2 separate regions of the Homo sapiens genome follow, and region 1 is linked to region 2. Evidence: chromatin contacts called from ENCODE Hi-C or POLR2A ChIA-PET data. All regions are on one chromosome and are shown on one strand. The core of a region is the stretch at or near the end of the contact, and the rest is flanking DNA. Distances in the headings are between cores, read along the strand shown.

What was found. Hi-C counts contacts between places; a loop is a spot of excess contacts on that map. ChIA-PET counts read pairs that join two places held with the same protein, here RNA polymerase II (POLR2A).
Region 1: a loop to region 2 is called in a map of sigmoid colon, with 2.9 times the contacts of the local background. The contact joins the promoter of OSBPL5 here to the promoter of SLC67A1-AS in region 2. A Hi-C loop is called at or near these places in 1 of 168 maps with a recorded cell type or tissue (sigmoid colon). POLR2A ChIA-PET finds 5 or more read pairs at or near these places in 1 of 52 experiments (CD4-positive, alpha-beta T cell).

What each region holds. Positions count from the first base shown.
Region 1 is chr11:3,163,478-3,167,282 of GRCh38, reverse strand. OSBPL5 (oxysterol binding protein like 5) reads left to right here and starts at 1,973. Exons shown (of 22, transcript NM_020896.4): 1 at 1,973-2,067. RefSeq lists enhancers at 779-1,491, 3,235-3,805.
Region 2 is chr11:2,902,325-2,904,824 of GRCh38, reverse strand. SLC67A1-AS (SLC67A1 antisense RNA) reads left to right here and starts at 1,250. Exons shown (of 3, transcript NR_169305.1): 1 at 1,250-1,366; 2 at 2,116-2,241. It overlaps SLC67A1 (solute carrier family 67 member 1), which reads right to left. Exons shown (of 11, transcript NM_002555.6): 1 at 2,461-2,500; 2 at 1,336-1,611. The coding sequence starts at 1,479. RefSeq lists an enhancer at 859-1,360 and a silencer at 2,286-2,415.

The sequences.
Region 1 (3,805 bases), core at 724-3,223, 260 kb before region 2:
AGCAGGATTCGGACCTACCTCTTGCTGGGGGCAACCTCTTCGGCTCACTGCCTCTCCAAAACCAGGCAAGAGGCTGGAAATGGGGCTTTCTGGAAAAATGCAGAGCCTGCTGGGAAGTGGGGCAGACAACTGACACCTGTCACTGAGCCTGGCAGGTGGCGTGTTCTTCATTTCTTGCATGGCCATCTGGCTGTCAGACACTACCCAGTGAGAGGCTCAACCCTCGTCCTGCTCCACCCCAGCCCCACCCTGCTGTCATCTATGGCCCCTTCCCCCACCCTCAGGTGCCTCTTTGACTTTTGACCTCTGCCCTCAGCAGTGTCATTTCATGAAACCCAGGCCCTGGACAGCCAGCATCAAGCAACTGGCAACCTTCCCTACTGCCGCCCCTGAGACCTCCGCCCTAGGGATAGGGGCTTTGTTTTCTTCCCTAATTCCCTTTGGATTGGCTCCAGCAACCAGCAAGTTACCAGGCAGCAGCACCTCAGCTTTGGGCGGAGTCTTCAAAGAGCAGACCCAGCAGTTGTATGTGGATCCCAGCTGCACAGACCCTCTCCTGCAGAGGCAGAGGCCGCCTGCCACAGGCCACGCGGAGCAGGGTCCCACCATGGCCCTGAGCATCTTGACTGAGCAGTTCTGCATCCCAAGGCCTCACAAGGTGACTATGGAATGGCAATGCTAGCCCTGGGGGTAAGCTTAGGGCAAGTCCGATCAGCCCACTCGCCTCCGTAAGCCGTGGGTTCCTGTGATCCGCACACAAGCGGCTGGTGCTGCTATCCCCAGGAGGATACCCACCAACTTGTCTAACGGGGTGGGCAAGGCCAGGGCTGAGACGGGAAGGGGTCTGGCTTGTTGTGGGCAGAGCACCTGCATGCTGTGCCGTTCCCCCTTCAGGTGCTGGAAGGAGCCTTCCTGGGCCGCTCGCCCTCCGCAGCCCTGCTGGGAGGTCTTGCAGACGCCCATGATAGCCAGGCTTGCGGCCTCCCGAATGCAACTGCAGCGTGAAACCGTAGAAACACACGTGTCAGTGGCAGTTCTGCCTGGGGAGGAGCCCAGGGCTCTCTGCGGAGGGTCAGTTCTGTCCCTGTTAAGGTTCTGTGTGGAAAAGACTCCACGCCCTCTTGGGGTCTACCTACATCTGGGGATGCCCGAGCCCAGCTCCCAGTTTTTCTGGTCATTTGGGGACATACCATAGGAAGGACCTGCAGTGCACCTCAGGCTTGGACACTAGGGATGCAAACGCCCTGGGGCCAGCCCTGGGCCCACACCCAATTTAGGGTCTACAGGCAGGGAGCCAGGGGCCAGGGGAGGACTTCTCAGCTCCCAAGGGGATGCTGTTTAGGGGAATTAGAATGTCTTTTATATACAAGAGAACTGAGGGGTCTAAAAAGGTCTCTGGGGGGTAGAAGAAGGTGAGGAGAAAACACAGGAAGAAATGCACATGAGGGGAGGTTCTTGTCAAAAGGGTCCTGAGAAAGACGTACAGTTAGAGTGTGACTGAGGGTCCTTCTTAGCACATAAGGGGCAGGGACAACGGGCTCAGATGTCTGGGGCTCCTCTTGTGTTCTGATGGCTCCTGAGACGGGGAGAAACGGCGACAGTTTCCTGGGTTCAGGAAGGGAGAGGAGGCGCCTCGCACCCTGGCTAGGGTGGGCTGGGGGCCTGCACCCCTAAGTTGGAGAACCCCACGAAGCTGACCCCACTCACCGCTGCCCACCCCGCCAAGCCTCCTGGCCATTTTCAGCGGAGTGTCCCGACCTCTGGCCGCCCGGGTGGGTGTGAGCCCCGGAGCGCGCGCGGGGGGTTGGGGGATGAGGAGAAGCGGCAGCCGGTGGGGGGCAGCCCCTGGGCGCCCGCTCCGCGCGGCGATTCGGCCCGGGTTTTGCGGCCGCCGCGCCTCCTCCTCCCGCCTCCGGGCTCCCTGGGCCTCCTCCCTCCGCCGCGCCCTCGCTCCGCCTCGCGCGGGGGGACCATCTGCTGGCATTTCCTGCAGCCAGGCCCGCGCCGCCAGTGGAGCCCCCGCGCGCCCGGCCGGCCCGGAGCACCGAGCTCGCGGCACGGTAGGAGGTAGGAGCGCGGCGGCCCGGGGGGCGGCAGGGCGGCGGGGGGATGGCGGGCTGGGAAGGATCCGGAGGGCCCCGCCGGGCAGGGCCGGAGCGAACCGAGGGCCGCGGGGGGCCGGCCGAAGGGATCCAGGAGCTCGCGCCGCAGCCCCGCGGACCCTGGCAGTAGCCAGTGCGGGGAACCACGCCGCGGGGCCGGTCGCGCGCTGGGGAGCTGGGGAGCGCGGGAGCCTGGGGGCGCCCCGGGCCAGGACGGGTCGGCGCCTGGCGGGTTGGGGCGGGTGGGGCCCGCGAGTGGGAAGCGGCGCGCCCAGCTCGGCTCCCCACTTGGTGGGGCTTAAAGGAGCCGGGACCGCCAGGGAAGGTGGCTGGGTCTGACCACCACAAACCCTGGCCAATCAGGGGGTCTGTCCCCCCAGCTCGGCCGACGCGGGCTCCAAGGAGCCAGGTCTTGATGGGTCTGCAGGGGGTCTGGGATCTGAGTCTGGCGTCCCAGCTGCGGGCTTGGGAGGACTGCTGTGTCTGAGTCCGCAGAGTCAGGGGGCTGCCTGGATTACAGGCTAGGGAAGGACCTTGCCCACAGCCCCCATCTCTGGGGCACTGACCCCCTGAAGATGTGGAGCCTTAGGGATTGTTGAGGTGCCTGAGTCCTCAAGAGGGTCTTGTGCACTTGAAGATTCCTCCCGGGGAGCGGGGTGCAGGAGGGTGGGGCAGGCAGGAAGGAGGCTGGAGTCTGCAGCCCCCCGGGCAACAGGCCCGTCCTGGGCTTCCCAGGCACCGCCCCCAACCCCCACCCAGACCGCTGGGCTGCCTCCTGTCAGAAGCCAACTGGAGTTAGGGTTTGGGGTGACTCCTGGGGGTATGGAGGGGTCACAGGGTGGGCTTACCTGCCCCTCCCTCGTCCCTGGGCTGAGCCCAGCCCCTCCCTCATCCTTGGGCTGAGCGGGTCTGCCCCGCCGAAGCGGCTGGGTGGATTTCCTCTCTTGCCGTTTCGCAACTTGCTCCCCTCTGTGTGTCTGCCCCAGTCTCTTCAAGGTGCCTTTTACAGGAAGACTTCTGTAAGGGTCCCACCCCACCTGATACAGCCTCCCAAAGCCTGGAGAAGTGGGCCAGCCTTTGGGATCCTAGATAGATGCTCTTGGGTCTGCCTGCACCAGGGCTGATCCAGATCCCAGACTGAACAGAAACTCTGCTCCCCAACCCCAGGAGTAAGGCCCCTCTGCACGTTTTTATCCCACCTCCTTGGTACACAGGGCCTTGCTGTTCCTTGAACCTGCCAGGTGAGTGGGGGCTTTGCAGGCATCGGGCAGGTTTGTGGCAACCTGGGGTGGCATCATGTGCCCAGCTGCTCCCTTCTGGTCTCAGGCTCCAGAACTGCAGATCCTATTGTCTGCCTGCACGCGTGTGGGGCTGGCCTGGGGTGCCAGGAGGCAGGCACCGCGTGTGTCTGTCTTGCCAGGCTGTGTTTAAGAAAGGTGACACAGCAGATAGGCCGGATGAGGAGCCTCTGACCTGCAGTCCTGGGCCTGGTCTCAGAGAGGCTGCCCTGCAGATGTCGAACCCCGGGCAGCCATCCTGCATGTCCAGTGGAGGCTCCTTTCTGGGTCCAGATTGGGCCATGAATAGGCCATGTTCTTCAAAGGACTGCTTTCAGCTCTTTACAGAATACCAACGCAAGACCGCCCCCCCCACCCAACCCCTACCCAGGATTGTATTTACTATGCTGAGAATGCCTGGTATCA
Region 2 (2,500 bases), core at 1-2,500:
CCTCTCCTGCTTCCTTCCAGCCCTGCTCCAAGGTTGCCTTCTCTATGAGGAAGACCTCGCCCCCTTCCCACTGCAGCCCCTGTGCGTGTGGACCCCCAGCTCCGAGGGAGTGGGCTGTTGAGGATTTTTACACTCTGCAATATTTCAGGTTCTGACATCAGGGTCAGCTCCTGGGCACTCAGCACGGAGTTACTCCCCATGAGAGTCGATGGGTGGCTGAAGCCACTCCACCTGTGCTCTGTGCCCAGCTGTGGGAAGGGTTCTGACTTCTCATTCACTCTTCCCCGCACCAATCCTACAGGGAGGGACTGTTATTACCCATTTTATGATGAGAAAAGCAAGGCTCCTGCCCAGCCTTCCCCACGGGTAGGGAGGAGATTCAGGGCTTGGCCCCAGCCATTTAGCAGGAGTGGGCGGGGCGCCTGAGGCACGGCGGGGAGGGATCCTTAGGCTCACCCTCGGGCTGGGAGCCTCTGCCAGGCCCGGAATGGTGCCAAAGGCCCATCCCCACTCCCGCCTAGATGCCCAGGTCCAGGCTCTGAGGGCTGAGAGGAGGAGGGCAGCTGTCTGAGCCCACGCACGCCGGGCTTCCCAGAAGCAAACACAGGAAGGGCCGAGGTTGGCCCTGACTCTGCCTGAGCTTCTTGGTGATGTGAGACTTTGTTCCCAAGCCTCTCCAGACTTGGTGAATATAATTTAATCATTACTATTACAGCTTCCAGAGCCACACACTGTGGTATAGACTACTGAATGATACACTAAACTAACATGAATTTGCCAATGAAATGTTTCCGCATTTGGCAACAGAGATAATAAAATAAGACAGCATTCTATCTCTTGCAAGAAAAAGCTTGAGATCAATTTGCCGCCACAGATCATTTAGTGGACAACAAGGACCCAAGAAGATGGAGGGGAGAGATAGAAGCTGCGGGCAGGTGCAAGGAGAGCCTCTCTGAGGGGTGATCCGCCCAGAGCCACACCGGATTGAACAGCCCTTGGGGCAGGGACTCCAGAGGGCAAAGGCTGCCGGGTGAGAGGCAGGAGGAACAGCGCTAGGAAGGTTTGAGGAGGTGCTGCCCCCAGGAGGGAAGTGGGGTGGCTCCCCATGGCTTCTCCCGGGGCTGGCACTGAAGCTGGAGCACAGGATGTGCTGACGGGGGTCCAGAGGCAGAGTCCTTAACTTACTCAGCTTAAGCGTGGCATGAGTCCCAACTGGGAGGGGCCCTGGCAGCATGAAACCCCCACCCCCACTCTCTGCGACGGCCCAGATGGAGGGCAGGAGGAACAGCGGTTCAGCCCTGGCTGGGGCTGCAGGGGCTGGGGTGTGTTACTCACTGGCACGATGGAGAACTGCATGAAGAGGCAGGTAAGTTCTGTGGCGGCCAGCACGTAGGTAAGCAAGATGACCGAGGACCGGCCTAGAGCGCTCATCCTGCCGGGGGACCGGCCCTGGTCCCTGGGAGCCCGAGCTCCCTGCATCCTGGACAGGCGCAGCAGGGAGACCCAGGAGAGATCCAAGCAGGAGGCTGGCGGAGCAGGGGGCAAAAGTCCAGTTGATCCGGGCAGGGGTGCTGAGTCACTGGGTCCCAGGCAGCACCCGCCTGGCCTTGCCTGCAAGAGAGGACAGCACTGCAGGACCCCCTCCCCAGTGGAGCTCTCCTGCTACCTGGACCTTAGAGGACACATCAGGGGGTCCCCCTCCTCCACTTTTGACAGCTCTGGTCTCCAGGCACACAGCCTCCCGGGGAGGGGAGACAGGGACAAGCTGCTCCCCCCGACCCCTGCAGGTGGGCCAGGCTCAGTGCCTGGTTGCCTGACACAGGAATGTGCCATGCCCCACTTTTAGAGGGAGGCAGAGGCTCGGAGTGGTGGCTGAGTCCACCTCAAATCATCAGCGCCTTCTGTGGCCAGAGGGCTGATGTGGGTCCCTGTGCCTGGAGGCCCTCCGTAGGCCCACAGTGGCCCTGTCCCCAACACAGTGCAGCTCTCAGGGAAGGTCTACCTTCCCCTGTGGCCAGCAGCCAGAGCTCCAAGGGGCTTCTGGAATGGTCTTGCGTAGGGGAGACATAGCTCAGCCTTCCAGGCTCCCCAGTAGCTCTGCCTTACCTCCCACAGCGGAGTGCTGTCTGTCCCCACCCTTCCCCGCCCGGCCTCCAACTGGTGGGAACTGGATTTTGCGGCTGCAGAGGACTTCCCCAAATTTTGCCACATTAACAGCTGACTGCACATCTGAGCCCCGAGGTACCGAACCCAGGCTGGTGGGGTAGGGCGGGGAGACCCCTGAGGGTCCGGGAGCTGCGCCTGGCGCCCTCCCCCATCCCGGGATGCAGGGAGGCTGGGGGGAGCAGGGCAGCCGCAGCAGGCACGTCAGGGGCACCTCATTGGGCAGAGGTGCGACGCTGCGCCGGAGTTCGGGGTTCGGGGCTCAGAGGCCGCCCTCTCCGGAGTGTGCTCGAGTACCTGCCTTTGCAGGGGCGGGCTTGGGCACGGGTGCCGGTGG